Regions from separate parts of the Homo sapiens genome. Here region 2 is linked to region 1. A link is a loop called in an ENCODE intact Hi-C map of the cell type or tissue named here. Cell type or tissue: heart right ventricle. All regions are shown on one strand. Each heading gives the region's core, and the rest is flanking DNA. Links, peaks and the distances in the headings are about the cores only.

The links. Hi-C counts contacts between places; a loop is a spot of excess contacts. Peaks named below come from ENCODE experiments on the same cell type or tissue, not always from the same donor. Only the 100,000 strongest peaks of a DNase experiment are listed, where the experiment ranks them.
Region 2: it touches region 1 in a loop (8-fold over the local background); 40 of 110 quality-filtered maps call a loop at or near these places.

The regions. Positions count from the first base shown.
Region 1 is chr5:150,998,910-151,006,922 of GRCh38, reverse strand. No RefSeq gene overlaps it. Among named protein-coding and RNA genes, the nearest start is that of GPX3, 18 kb to the left of the region's middle. In heart right ventricle, for the core only: a CTCF peak has its summit at 4,530 (motif pointing left); a DNase peak (open chromatin) is centred at 4,442; H3K27ac peaks cover 191 bases.
Region 2 is chr5:151,161,081-151,169,093 of GRCh38, reverse strand. LOC107986463 (a long non-coding RNA gene) reads left to right here. Exons shown (of 3, transcript XR_001742936.2): 3 at 1-509. Among named protein-coding and RNA genes, the nearest start is that of ANXA6, 7.3 kb to the right of the region's middle. RefSeq lists an enhancer at 4,315-4,424. In heart right ventricle, for the core only: a CTCF peak has its summit at 4,112 (motif pointing right); a DNase peak (open chromatin) is centred at 4,113; H3K27ac peaks cover 684 bases.

The DNA of each region.
Region 1 (8,013 bases), core at 1,648-6,647:
TGCCAAGGCCAGGCGGGCCCTGCGGTGGTCAGCCCTCCTCTGAATGAAGCCTGGCTTCTTCGTCTACCCTCCCAGGCAGCAGCAGCACAATCAGTGGGGTGGAAGTGCCCAGGGTGGAAATGGGAGCAGGGCTGGAGCAGGAAAATAGAAAGAAAACAGGGCAGTGGCCAGGATTAGGGCAAAAGGATAGGGTGGAGGGGGAAAGACATGACCAATATGTTTTAAATGTCCACTGTGCGTGCCTAACACAGTGCTAAGCACTTTCCCTTACATCCTGAGATGAAGGTCCCATTATTACCCCATTTACGCAGGAGGAAACTGAGGCTCAGAAGGTTGAGTTATCCTGTGTGTCTACTGTGAAACGTGTCCTCTTTCCACTGAAGAAAGGGAAGGAATGACAGCAGAGTAGGAGAGGAAGGAGGAAAGAGGAAGAGAGCCAGATTCGGGAGAAAGGAGAAGAAAGTGAGTATGGGGCCTTGGCGCTCTGCCCCAGCAAGGGCAATGGGCCCAGAGTCATCCTCATCTCCCAGAAGGCTCACTGGGGAAATGTTTATGAGAAACCTCAACATTCAGAAGGGGCATGACCTTCCAGCTGGCTGTCCCGTGACTGCTGCTGGCTATAAACAGCCTGCTTATTAACCCCAGGAACCTGGCTCCTCTGCCACTTAAGGGATCGCCTGGAATGGGTGGGTTTGGAGAGCAGGAGGGTGCCTCGCCAAGAATTTGCAGACCAGGAGGAGTGGCTGCTAGGAACTAGATGATTTGTAGAGAGCTGGGCCAAAGGGGGCCCCCTCTGCTCCCACCCCTTGCAGAGTTGCTCAAGACGACATAGTGAGTTAATGTGCCCTAAAAGCCCTTAACCCAGACTTGACCACTTTAAGGGAATTACAAAGCTTGACTCATCTCATTATTTTCCCTAATGACCCATGTCATTAAAGCACTGTGGTGACATCAAATGAATTAATGGTCATAAAGGCATTTGGTAAACTGAACACCCCTGCATACCTGAGACCTTGTTTCTAGTCCAGTCCCCACCCCTATTGATCACTTAGGACAAACTCACATAGTGAGACAAACACAGAGTCACCCACCACAAGCTTACTGCCACTTACCTCCTTAGGTCGCTCAGCCACACTAAGTCCCAGCTGTGAAAGAAAGACCTTGGAGGTTATAATAGTACTGACCTACTGGGGTTGCTGAAAGGATTAACCGAGATACTTCCTATGAAGTTAGCACAGTGCCTGCACCTTTGTGTGCTCAGTCAGTGTTAGCCACATCCATGCTGTGGGTCCCATGAGAAATTCTATAAACTCCACCACCGCCACCACCACAGTAATGCTCTTAAAAATGACCTCAAATTGGAAGTTTTTTGAATGGAGAACAAGAGAGGAGGCAGGTATTTGCTGGAGCTGGACTGGGAAGAAGTAGATTTCATACACAGCTTGAAGGACTGGAAAGAGAACACTGAGAATATCACTGTGGAATTTCTGGGAAAGGAAGGGAATGTCTAAATACAAGAAATTGATGAAATGCTTTTGGATGTTTACAACTCAAAAAAGAACAGAAAGTCTCCATCTCATTCAAGGGCAGTGGTGGGACATGGCGACTTTTCAAGGACACAGGAGCTAGTGGCTGTAAGTGAAAGGTGTTGACAACCAGCTGAGCTCACAGGACTCATCCTGCTGGCTGCTGTCTCTGCAGCGTTGCTGAGTGCAGTGGATCCTTTTTCCACCTTGCATTCCAGAAACTTCTCCCAGTGTTCCCAGTAACAGTGTCCTACCTAGAGTCTAGGAATGTATTCCTGTCTATTCCATTGCTTCCTCTTCCCATTGAATCTTTCTTTTTAAAAATATTTTGAGAATTTTTATTCACATAAGTAACAGATGATTACATTTTTCTTATAAAATTAAAACCTGACAACTATGCTAAAACCCCATTTAACCCCTTCTGCTCTTCATGTTTGTCCCAACTCCTCCCCTTTATCACAATTAGCATGGATTTAGCTTTCCAGAATTTTCTCTATGCCTACACATACATCATTTAAAATATATATGTGACAGGATTGTTTGGCTTTTCTTCTTTTTTCATAAGTAATGTTTTATACATTATTATTGCACTACATGTTGTTTTTCTCATCCACTGTATGTTCTGAAGATCTGTCCATGTCAATACCTTTGATCTACTTAATTGGTAACTATTGCACAATGTGGATGTTTAATGGTTTATTTGCCTGCTCCTCCCTGACCCAGGCTTTCACCAAGACAGACAATGCTGCTGTGAACTTTCATACGCTCTCTTGTGCACGTGTGATTTTGTTTCTCTGGGATAGAAACCTGGCTGTGGAATTGCAGGTTATCAGGGTCTAACATGCCTTGCTGAATCTTAAGTGTAGGTTTTTCCCTGGCCAGCTCCCTTGGTCATTTCTTCTTCTTTTTATTTATTTTTTATTTTTTTGAGACAGAGTCTCGTTCTGTCACCCAGGTTGGAATGCAATGGCGCAATCTTGGCTCACTGTCTCTTGGGTTCAAGTGATTCTCCTGCCTCAGCCTCCTGAGTAGGTGGGATTACAGACACCTGCCACTACACCCAGCTAATTTTTGTATTTTTAGTAGAGACGGGGTTTCACCACGTTGATCAGGCTGGTCTTGAACTCCTGACCTCAGGTGATCCACCGCCTCGGCCTCCTAAAGTGCTGGGATTACAGGTGTGAGCCACTGCACCCAGCCTTCTTCTTTTTTTAAATTTTATTTTATTCTATATAGAGAGGGTCTTACTATGTTGACCAGGCTGGTCTTGAACTCCTGGCCTCAAGCAGCCCTCCCATCTTGGCCTCCCAAAGTGCTAGGATTACAGGCGTGAGACACCACACCCGGCCCTGGGTTTCTTCTGATTCTCAGGTACTATGTCTAAATCACCAGCTTCCTGTTTCTAACTCTCCTCTAAACATCTCCACTCAAAGGTCCCTGTGGTCCTTCCAGCTCATAAAAGAAAAGTGAACTCGCCTCTCCCTTCTGTCCAGCCCCTCTCCTGGTGTACACACTCACATTCTCCTGGTTGCCCAAACATGAAAATCTTAATCACAATTCTTTCCTCTTTCCCCAGCATCTAATAAGATCTTGTGGATTTTATCTCTGTAATGTCTTCTGGTTCTCATTCCTTCGCTAGTTATCTTTGGCCAGGACTATTTTAACAAGCCCCTAACTAGTCTCCTTGTTCTCTTAGGCAATGCACCAAATTAATCCTCATAAAGCACACATGATGTCATTATCTTCAGTTGGTTTCACCTGAATACAAAATACAGCGGGATCTCCTTGCCTTGCTACTCACAGTCTTCACCACTCTGACTCAGTTTTCTTTCTCTAGTTTTGATCTCTTCAGATTCCTCCTTTTTCACACCCCAGGCACGCTGATCCCCTTGCCATTCCCAGACGTGCCTGTATTTCTTGCCTCTAAGGCTTCGTTTCTGTGTTTCCTCTCTTAGAAGTCTCTCTCCCAGCCCTGCCTGTTGAAAGTCTACCAACCCTTGTAGGGCCTCCTGAATTCACATTAAGGACGCGCGTTCCAGTGTTGTGCCACGGTAGCTGGTTTCTTAACCTCTCTGACCATCAGTTTTCTTCTCTGTAAAAAAGGGTAGGATACCTTCCAGGTCTATGGGGATTTGTTTGTTGGTTTGTTTGTTGGTTGGTTGGTTTGTTTTTAAGAGACAGGGCCCTGCTATGTTGCCCAGGCTGGTTGCAAACTCCTGGGCTTAAGCAATCCTCTTGTTTTGGCCTCCCAAAGTGCTGGGATTACAGGCATAAACCACGGTGCCTGGCCTGTGGGGAAGTTTTAATGAGATTATGCAGGTAAAGCACTTAGCACAGTGCCATGCACAGAGTAAAGGCTAAATACACCTTACCTCTTATTGTCAGCATACCCCTTCCATAAAACTGTGCCCAGCCTCACTATCGAAGTGAATTTCCTACCTTCCTGGGCTCTCCTGTCTGTTACAGTGGGCACTTGGTTATTTAGGTGTGTCTGTCCTCACACCTGATAATGACCCCCTGAGGGGCAGGGATTGTCTTCTTTATTTCTGCATGCCTCATAGTGTCCCCAGCACAGCACCTGGACTTGAACTGAATGTAGGCAGAATGTTGTACTGCTGTCAATTTATTTGGAAATACAGAAGAGCGCCTGATAATGAAATCATCAGCTTTGCCTCCAAAAAATGAGGCTAATACTAATGCTACTACCTGCTCACAAGGTTGGGGTAAGCTTATGTATGTGAGATAACTTTCTAAATCGTTTTTTTTTTTTTTTTTTTTTTTTGAGAGAGAGGGTTTTGCTCTGTCACCCAGGCTGGAGTGCAGTAGTGTGATTATAGCTTTGTGTAACCTCAAACTCCTAGGCTTGAGCTGTCCTCCTGCCTCACCCTCCCAAAGCGCTGGGATTACAGGCATGAGCCACTGCACCCAGCCTCTTTTTCTTTATCCTAAATCTTAGCCTGTCTTCCCATGGTTGCCTGCTTCCCCCTTGTGGTTAAAATTCCAATCATGTATTAAAATCAGTCAATAGAAATAATCTAGCTGATAGAGGTTTATCTCAGCATTGTTTATATTACTGAAAAATCAAATACAAACCAGGCCCCCACATAGGAGTTTGGCTAGATTATGGTACAGCTACACAGGGGAATATTATTGAGCCATTTGAATATAATGAAATAGATGTCTATGATGTACTGCTAAGCAAAAATATATAAACGTATATACTACACTCCATTTTTCTAAATATCTATACAAATGTGAAAGGATAATACACTAAATGTTAATAGTGTTCAAGGGAAATTCAGTTGATATGAGTTTTTAACAATGAGCATGTATTGCTATTAAAGAAATTTAACTCCTTTAGTTTTGAGAGAACCTATCAATCAAACAAGAAACCCATTAGTTAACCGTTATGCCAGGCCCATCTGAATTGACAGGCAGCATCGACCATCATTTATCTGCTCCTTGTGCCTGCTCTCTGCAGAGGGTCTTGTATGGGGAGAAGGTGGAGTATACAGAGGATAAAGGATCCCGGGCTGGAGTTCTAGGAGCATCTGAGAAGTGGGATGATGGGGGCTATGTATCCACTGCTCTTGGCCAGGCTGATTTTCATCCTGAATTTGACCCTTTGTCCTAGCCCCAATCAGACTCGCAGCCTAAACAAAACCCTAGAACCATCACAGGCCTAACTGGAGACCTGAAGGGTAAAAACCGGCCTCTGCCATCCATGGCTCACAGTTGAGACTAGGAGAAGGACAAGAGTGTGACGAGCACAGATGTGGTAGCTGTTGAAGACTAGGGGCACTGTTGGAGCTCATAGAAAGCATGTCTTGGGTCAGGGGGTAAGGAATGTTCTTGGAGGAGTTGACAAGTAAGTTGGATATACATTCGTTCAGTGTCTACTCAGCCTTTCTCAAAGATTTAGCAACCAAGGGTCACTTTGTGGACATCCAGTGCATATACAGACTATACATTTTAAGTTTCTAATTAATCATAACTTAAAATTTAAATTATAAAAAGGTACTTACATATCAGCGAAGGAGGTGATATTGTTTTCAAGCTTGAATCAGGATGTGTATATCTGGCTTAATGAAGGACAAATTACTTCCACTTCTAGTTGTTTTCTTTTCATTTTTTTCCCCACTATTTTAGAAAGGCTAAGCTCAAAACTGTAGGTCATCAGACACTGTGGAGAACAGTATGATGGTTCCTCAAAAAATCAGAATGACCATATGATCCAGCAATCCCACTTCTAGGTATATACCCAAAATAATGAAAAGCAATGATCCAGGCATGGTGGCTCACGCCTGTAATCCTAGCACCTTAGGAGGCCGAGGTGGGCAAATTGCCTGAGCTCAGGAGTTTGAGACCAGCCTAGGCAACATGACGAATCCCATCTCTATTAAAAATACAAAAAATTAGCCAGGCATGGTGGCACACGCCTGTAATCCCAGCTACTGGGGAGGCTGAGGCACGAGAATCACTTGAACCCAGGAGGCAGAGGTTGCCGTGAGCCGAGAATCACACCACTTTACTCCAGTCTGGGCAACAGAGAGAGACTCTGTGTCCAAAAAAAAAAAAAAAAGGCAAGGACTCAGATATTTGTACACTCATGTTCACAGCAACATTATTCCTAATAGCCAAGATGTGGGAACAACATGTTTATCAATGGATGAATGAACAAAATATGGTATATACATACAATGGAGTATCATTCAGCCTCAAAAAGGAATTAAATTTGGATACATGCTACAACATGAATAAACCTTGAAAACATTATGCTAATGAAATAAGCCAGTCACAAAAGGACAAATACTGCATGATTCCTCTTATATGAGGTACTGAGAATAGTCAAATTTATAGAGACAGAAAGTAGGATAGTTACCAGGGGTTGAGGGAGGGAGTAGTGGAGAGTTACTGGAGTGTAGGAAAATAAATCTGTATTAATCAGGGTTCTCCAGAGAAACAGAATTAATAGGATATATAAAAAAATTTCCTATAATGAATTGGTTCATGTGATTTGGAAGCTGAGAAGTCCCGGGAGAGCAATCTGAGTCTGAAGAACTAGGAGAGTCAATGATATCAATTCCAGTCATAGTCTGAGTCCGAGGGTAGGAGAAGACAAATGTTCCAGCTAGAAGAGTGTCAGGCAGAGAGAAGGATGAGGGCCACCCACACTGGGGAGGGCAGTCTGCCTTACTTAGTCCACTGATTCAAATTCAAATATTAGTCTCGTCCAGAAAATCCTCACAGATGCACCTAGAAATCGTGTTTAACCAAATATTTGGGCATGCTGTGACCCAGTCAAGTTGACGCATAAAACACAAAAGGCTTCTCAGTTTCTGTCTTAAAGCTAGCCAAATGCTGATGCCAAGGTCTACAATGCATGCAAAAACACAAGGAAAAGCAAACGCTAGAGTTAGTGGCACAACACATTCATGTTTTCAGTCTTCATCCCTTGGAGCCTGACCTGTTGGAGTTGGCTCCTTGCCTGGATTGAGGCTGCAGCTTGTACTAGCTGTGCTTCTGGGCAGTGGTTATACCCTGGAGCATTGCATCCAGGCTTCGAAGCTGAGGCAGTGTCCTGGTCCTGGGGTTTAGACTGAATCCATTGCCTGTCCCTCTTCTGAGTCTTCAGAATCCTCCAGAGTGGAAGAAGGACTGCAGTGGGTAACATCAAGCACATTTCTTGCTTGTGTCTTGCCTCCTTGCTGTGCCTTGTTCTGTAAGCAGACCCTGTGGGAGTAGGGAGCACAGGGGAACAGGTGAGCAGATGGCCAGCTGACCATTTGGTGTCAAATTCTCCCTCTTCATACACCACAACCTGACACAGCTTTTCTGCCTAGAATATCTGTTAACAACCTCCTCCAGTCCAAGAGGCTTTGAACCTTAGGGGTGGCAAAGTGTCCTCACCATACCCTAGCCCTGAGACCCTATGACTTTAAAGCTTATTAACTGCCTCCATTCCTACATCATCAGCAGAGGCTCAGGGCCCAGCTATTTCTGTGGACAGGTATTCACAATCCTAAAATTCTGACTGATATTGTTATCTTCAGGCTCGGACTTCATTCTTTTCTACCTATTTGAAGCACATACAGACCCTATTGGGACATCAGTATAAGCAATAAAAATCTCTCATTTTCAGACAGTTATCCTGAACCTCCCTCAATGTGTCGATCTCTTCTACTAATCCCCCCAAAGGCACCCAAGCCCCTGGGTGTTGGATCTAAAAATCACCACCACAGGATGTCTCTCTTCCTTGTTCCCAAGACTTCCAAGTGCATCCCCATATCCGAGGACTTCACTACCAATTTTTTCACCCACTACATTATCCCACAGGAGTCCAGGGCCCTATCTGGATTCTAGAAGAGGCTATTTCCTTGTTGATCTAGGAAGGTTTTTTGCTTTCTCTTCAATCCAGTGCTCCACTTCTCTCTCCTTCTCATTCGAGCCTAATACTCATCAACAGATACTGTTTGGTCTGGAAGAT
Region 2 (8,013 bases), core at 1,449-6,448, 160 kb before region 1:
GGACGGCAGCTGGAGGGGCCATTGAAGGTCACAGGAAGGTCATGGGGGTGCTGAAGGACAGGAAGATGAGAGGACAAAATAGGTGAGTGGGGCTAGGAAGGTGGTGAGGCTTAAACTGGCCTTAAAGCCGTGGGCCGAATCTGGCTGGTTGTCTGCTTTCGCATAGCCTGTGAGCTAAGAATGGTTTTAACATTTTTAAATAGTTGAAAAAAAATTAAAATTTGGTAACGTGAAAATTGTATGAAATTCAGGTTTCAATGTGTGTAAATAAAGTTTTATTGGAACACAGCCACACTCATTCCTGCACGTCCCATCTATGGCTGTTTTTGCACTACAACAGCAGAATGGAAGAGTTGGGGCGGAGACAGTGCGGCCCACCAAGTCTAAAATATTCATTGTCTACATTGTTACAGAAAGTGTTTGTTGGCACTTGCGCTGAAGTATGGTATTTCTAGAAAACAATCTCACTTAAATAATACAGAAATAAAATTCACTCTCAGAAAAATACAGATAAAGTTTAAGTTCCATTTGACCAACCCATCAGCCCCCTCCCAACACACATGGCCATCCCCACCTTTCCTCAGAGGTTAGCGCCTTGGTGTGTTTCCTTTCAGACCTTTCTCTGCATTTATGTACCTATATGTGTATCTATAGAAAAATACAGTATTTTCATGAGTTCTTTTTTCTGTAAATGGCTTTATATTATATATATGTTTTTTAAAATTTGCATTTTTTTACTCAATAATGTGCTTTAGTGCCCTATACAGACCTACCTTTGTTCCCCCCGATCACCTGCCTTTTTTTTTCTTTTTGAACAGGGTTTCACCATGCTACCCAGGCTGGAGTACAGTGGTGCAATCCCAGCTCACTGCAGCCCCAATCTCCTGGGTTCAAGCAATCCTCCCACTTCAGCTTCCTGAGTATTGGGACCATAAGTGCACACCACCAGACCTGGATTTTTTTTTTTTTTTTTTTTTTTTGGAGCAACTGAGTCTCACTATGTTGCCCAGGCTGTTGCCCATGCTGGTCTCAAGCTCCTGGTCTCAACCTTCATTATTTTTTAAATGCTGCATTGTACTCTAAGGTTGAGCTTTACCACAGTTTATCCATTCCTTTGCCAAAGGAAATTTAGATTGTTTCAGTTTTTTGCTACTGGAAACAACACTGCAAAATGCAAGAACTAGCATTTCAAGGCTCAAATAGCTACATTTTCCTTCAAGAAAATGAAAGAATGCTATTCAATCCAAACATGTCACCTGATGTATTTTCCCTCATGTGTGTTTGTGTCCTAAGTAACCACCACAGGGCAAACCTCTCCAAATGTAGCTGTAAGATTCTTGCTCTCCTGCAGAATTTTGTCTATGTCCTAACTATTGCTTGTAGCCAGTGGAAACCCTCCCAGGTTCTGGTTGAAACAGTATTCCCTCTATAAAATCAATGACCATTCTTGGAACTAGGGAGGTAGGGTAGAAAGCAGCAGAGAATGGGACGCTGGGGAGCTTGGGTTCTCGTTATCGCTTTGCTCCTTGCTGTGTGACCTTGCACAGCCTCTTCTCATTAGGCCCCAGTTTCCCGGCCTGTTCAAGGAGGGTGTCGGGCGCCTAGAGTTCTGGCCTTCCAGGGCTTTACCATTCTCTTTTCAGTGACCAAGTCCACTGAAAAGGAGGGGAAGGGCTTTGAGAGGTGATTGCTTAGCTTCCAGCCTCACAGGCTTATGAATCTCAAGGAAAGTGCTGGGAGCTTGGCAGGCCACCACCTTGAACCCAAGTTCTAGCTGATGGTTTCCCAGGGCAGAGATTCCACAAAAAGAGTATCCACGTGTCCCAGATAACGCTCATGCAGGACCCGCCCAAGGCCCCGTTGTGCCCTTGAGCCCAAGGTCCTGGGTCTAGACTGTGAACTGTTGTACGCTCTCAGAGCGCCCTGTTCCTCTCCGTCCCCCAGCACTTATCATGGTTTGTAATTTTATGGAATTTGTGTAATTGAGTCGTGAATGTCTGTCTCTGGGCTCGTAGGCTCTGAGCTCTCCAAAAGCTGGGACCAGGTCTGCTTTGCTCATGCTTTGTCCCCAGTACCTTAGCACAGCACCTGGCACTTTGTGGGCACTAGACAAATACATGCTGTGAATGAATAGCTGATACAGGCTGGTTTCAATAGCAGAGACATGGCTCAGCCTTCTCTTCTAATCCAAGGCATCCCAAAGAGGCCAATAACGGAGGGGTAGGAAACCAAGCGGGCAGGGCACACACGGTCCAGGCAACATTATGAAATTGGAAAGGTCACTCCCTTCTCAGGTGTCAACCTTGAGGTGGGGCAGGTGGTATGGAGTGTTTGAAATAGAAGACCTTGGGAATAAACACTCATGGAAACTTTGAATTGTAGAATTCATTCATTCATTTAATTTTCATTCATCTAATAGTTATTATCTACTTTACCAAGCAATGGGAACGTAAAGAAGACAAGCATTAACCAAAATCATATAAATAAAAATATAATTACCAATTAAGATCTGTATGATCATGGAAAAAAACAGAATTTTAGGACAGACGATGGGAAGGGATGCGTAAAGGAACATCGAGATGCCGAGCGCGGTGGCTCATGCCTGTAATCCTAACACTTTGGGAGGACGAGGCGGGCAGGTAGCTTGAGCTCAGGAGTTCAAGACCAGCCTGGGCAACATGGCAAAACCCCATCTCTACCAATAAATAAAGAAACAAAAATTAAATAAATAAATAAAAAGGACAGTGGAGGGCTGGGCACAGTGACTCACACCTATAATCCCAGCACTTTGTGAGGCAAGCAGATTATTTGAGCCCCTGAGGTCAAGACCATCCTGGGCAACATGGCAAAACCTCATCTCTACAAAAAATACAAAAATTAGTTGGGTGTGGTGGCATATGCCTATAGTCCCAGCTCCTCAGGAGGCTGAGGTAGGAGGATGGTTTGAGCCCAGGAGATGGAGGTTGATCATGCCACTGCTCTCCAGACTGGGCAACAGAATGAGACTCTGTCTCACAAAAAATGAAACAGAATAAAATAAAAATAAAAAACATTGGAGGATGAATTAAAAAGGAATTTTTGAGAAGTGCTGTTTAAGGCGAAATATGCAGTAAGAGCTAGTGAGGCAACCTCTTCCAGGCTTGGAAGAACTTTCATTCCAGGCAGAGGGAATAACTTGTGCAAATGGAAGCTTTCGGTAGAATTCTGAGTGAGTTATAGAATTCTGGAATTCCAGAAAGAGGGTCTCAGAGTCATAGAATCTTGAAACAGACCCTTCAACCGGGAAATGGACTCTTAGATGGTTAGAGACTCAGAATCATCATGTATGAACACAAAAAGAATCTTAAGACATAATTCATTCTCATTCCCCTCTCTGTACATATAGAAACAAACAAAACTCAAGAGCAAGGTAATAGAACCCAGCTAGAACTAGCTCTCACCTCTTATGATGAACAGGCCAGGACTTCATCCATTAAATTAATAGTAGTAGTAATGCTTATATTTATTCTCATTATTATGTGCTAGTTGCTACTAAATGATCTGTTGTCATATCAGTGCATTCCATAACAATCTTGCAAGGTGGATACTTTTATAATACTCATTATTATAACTAAGCTAACAGAAACTCAGACAAAAAAATAAATAAATGGTTCACAGTCACTGAGCTAGAATACGGTGGACCCCAGAAGCCCAGGGACTTTTTCGTTCATTTTCTTTTAAATGTAAAGGCTGTACTGGAAAGCACTGTACTACCCTGCTTTTTCTAATTCAGCTGTTTTCGGGCCTATGCTTCTCACAGGGGCCCCTGCCATCCTACAACTCGGCCTCCCATTGCTGAGACCTCATAGTAGAAAATAATCTGTTTCATGCCAAGTCGTTAGAATCTCCTTATTTTCTCTCGTATAAAAACAAACAATCCTCAACCGTTATAGAGGAATTCCAGACACTGAGAGAGGTCTTAAGGGGACTTTTTGTGGAGGAAGGGGGTGTTCCAGGTAGTCATTTGAACAGTATCCCTTGGGGCCCCTTCCTCTAGTGAGCTTGAAGTAAGACCTGTCTCTGGGAACATACACCCTCTTCTGATGGAAGCCAGGCAGAGCTGGAACTTGCCAGCAGGTGGCAATATTTGACCATTTCCAGCTTCCTCAGAGGGCAACTGGGAGATCTTGAACTTTCTTCTCCTATAATCAGAGAAACTACAGCCCTGACAAGGGACATGAGAAAATCTGGAATCTCAGTCCATTGTTCCAGCCCATATCACAGCATCATGCCGTCTCTTTTACAGACACCTGTAGACAGGCCACTCCACAGAGGAAGGGGCCTGGGAAGTGCCAAAAAGATGATGTCATCTTCACGTGTTTCCAACCCATGTATGCTTCCTTCCAGGGTTTGTTTCCACCTGGAAGCAAGGCTGCGTGACCCCGGCTTGCTTGCAATTCCACAGCTCCTGGATGTGTAGGTTGTTTCCCTTTTGCACTTGAAAAATACAGTGTTGCTGCTGGTGGGGGAAGGTAAACTAGTACAACCACTATGGAAAACAGTATGGAGATTCCTTAAAGAACTAAAAATAGAACTACCACTTGATCCAGCAATCCCACTATGGGTATCTACTTAGAGGAAAACAAGTCATTATATGTAAAAGACACTTGCACACACGTTTCTAGCAGCACAATTCGCAATTGCAAAAATATGGAACCAGTCTAAATGTCCATCGATCAACGAGTAAATAAAGAAAATGTGGGCCAGGAATGGTGGCTCACGCCTGTAATCCCAGCACTTTGGGAGGCCAAGGCAGGCGGATCACCTGAGGTCAGGAGTTCGAGACCAGCCTGGCCAACAGGTGAAACCCTGCCTCTAATTAAAAAATACAAAAATTAGCTGGGAGTGGTGGCAGGTGCCTGTTCCCAGCTACTCAGAGGCTGAGGCAAGAGAATCACTTGAACCCGGGAGGCGGAGGTTGCAGTGAGCCAAGATTGTGCCACCGCACTCCAGCCTGGGCAACACAGCAAGACTCCATCTCAAAGAAAAAAAAAAGAAAATGTGGTATATATACACCGTGGAATACTACTCAGCCATAAAAAGGAATGAAATAATGGCATTCACAACAACCTGCATTGGAGTTGGAGACCATTATTCTAAGTGAAGCAACTCAGGAATGGAAAACCAAATATCATATGTTCTCACTTACAAGTGGGAGCTAAGCTATGAGGACATGAATACATAATAATGATATGTAATGGACTTTGGGGACTCTGGGGTGAGTGGGGAGAGATAAAAGACTACACATTAGGTACAGTGTACACTGCTTGGGTGACAGGTGCACTAAAATCTCAGAAATTACCACTAAAGAACTTATCCATGTAATGAAAAACTACTTATTCCCCAAAAACCATTGAAATAAAAAACAATTTTAAAAATACAGTGTTGGACAGTGAAACCTCGTCTCTACCAAAAAATGAAAAAAATTAGCTGGACGTGGTGGTGCACACCTGTAGTCCCAGCTACTCCGTAGGCTGAAGCATCAGGATAGCTTGAGCCCAGGAGGTTGAGGCCGAAGTGAGCTGAGATTGTGCTACTGCTCCAGCCTGGGGGACAGAATGAGACCCTGTCTCAAAAAAAAAAAAAGAATGAAAAAAAAAAAGTTGGGCATGGTGGCTCACATTATACCAATGCTGGTGTAATCCCAGCATTTTGGGAGGCTGAGGCAGGAGGATGGCTTGAGCATAGGAGACCAGCCTAGGCAAGATGGTGACACGCCATCTCTACAAAAAATACAAAAATTAGCTGGGCAGGTGGCATACACCTGTAGTCTCAGCTACTTGGGAGGCTGAGGTGAGGGGATCACCTGATCCTGGGGAGGTCAAGGCTGCAGTTGAGCCATGATCACACCACTGCAGTCCAGCCTGAGTGACAGAGTGAGACCCTGTCTCCAACAACAACAATAAAACAGTGTTGGGCCTACAGCTTCCTCTGTATTTTAGATTATTTTCTTAGGATTGATTCCTGTAAGTGATGATTAGCTCAAAGAGAATGAGCAGTATATTAGTGTTTACTCCTACTTGCTGCTGTAGCTCAGGAATTAAGGCCCTGGGCTCTGCAGTCAAGGGAATCTGGCTTTCAATCCTGCCTCAGTCACGTGGGCTGAATTTGGGCAAAGATCAAAAATTTCAGTTACTTTTATTGCAAATTAAGAATACAAATAGCCCTGACATTTGTACACTACAGCCCATTCTGTCTCCAAACATTGCTGCAGGAATTCTCCCTTCTCTCTCCTCCATCAATTTTTTTACCTTCTATATGATAACTCCCACCAGCATACAAATATGCTGTTATGTCTTCAATCTTTAAAAAAATCAAACAAAAGCCCTTCTCTTGACACCAATTCCCTTGCCAGACACTGCCTCATTCCCTTGCTGGCCTTCGCAGCAAAACTCCCAGAATAAGTAGTTTAGGCTTTTTATCTTACACCGTTCCCATCAGGCCTTTACCCCCAACATTCTGCAATTCACAGCAAGAGATAAGTTGGCTTTCACATTGCTAAACCCAATGATAGATTTGTAGACCTTGTCCTACTTTACCTAAAAGCAGCATTTGACACACCTGATCACTCCCTTATTTTTCACTTTGCTGCCACATTCTCCTGGGGTAGTTTCCTCCCATCTTACTACAATCTCCTTCCCAGTCACCTTTGCTGAATTCTTTTCTTCTCCCCAACTCTTTTATTTTATTTTTTGAGAGTCTCACTCTGTCTCTCAGGCTGGAGTGCAATGGTGCCATCTCACTGCAATCTCCACCTCCTGGGAGTGATTCTCCTGCCTCAGCCTCCCAAGTAGCTGGGATTACAGCATGCACCACCACGTCCAGCTAACTTTTTGTATTTTTAGTAGAGATGGGGTTTAACTATGTTGGTCAGGCTGGTCTTGAACTCCTGGCCTCAAGTGATCCACCCACCTCAGCCTCCCAAAGTGCTGGAATTACAGGCATGAGCCACCGGGTCCGGCCTCTCCCCAAATGGTAACATAAGAGTGTCTCAGACTCGGTCCTTAGCATCGTGGGTGATCAGCAACTATTTGGGGCTGGCGGTACAGGCAGTAAGAAGAATTTACCAAGGCAGTTGTAGGTAAAGAAAGGCAGATTTATTAGAGAAAGTATGAAAATACATTGCTGCCAGACGTGGTGGCTCATGCCTATAATCCCAGCACTTTGGGAAGCCGAGGTGGATCACGAGGTCAGGAGTTTGAGACCAGCCTGATCAACATGGTGAAAACCCATCTCTACTAAAAATACAAATATTAGCCAGGTGTGGTGGCACGCACCTGTAATCCCAGCTACTCAGGAGCCTAAGGCAGAAGAATCGCTTGAACCCGGGAGGCGGAGGTTGTGGTGAGTCGAGATAGTGCCACTGCACTACAGTCTGGGCGACAGAGTGAGACTTCATCTCAAAAGAAAAACAGAAAAGAAAAGAAAATACGTTGCAAGGGTGCAACGGGCAAGTTAGCAAAACAGAAGCTAACTGCAAGAAAACAAAATCTGGCTAAGGATTTTATAGGATGGTGCTTGTGCTGTGTGCTGAAGAGGGCTTTGTGCAGTACTGATAACATCAAGGGTGCAGGGAGCTTGCGTGCATTTTTCTATCAGGTGAGGGTCTGGCAATAGCTGGGCGCAGATAAGATTGTGAGTTATTCGCACAGGAGGGCTATGCATCCTGGGCCATGAAGAAAGGCAGACTTATAGCTTATCTGCTTTCTCTTTTTGCTTTCCCTTGGTCCTGCCAGCCTGACTCCTTTTGCCGAACTAGGACTCCATATTTAGTTCTCTTCTCCCTTAAGGATCTCATCTCTTGAACTCCAGACTTGACTAGCCAACTGCGTACTTGACATCTCCTGTTGGGTGTCTAATAGAAATGTTCAACAAACTGGTCAAAAACTGAACTCCTGATCTTTTCCCCACTTCTAATTCCCAAAATTGCTTTCCCTGCAGTCTTGCTCATTTCAGTTGATGGTAACTCCATCC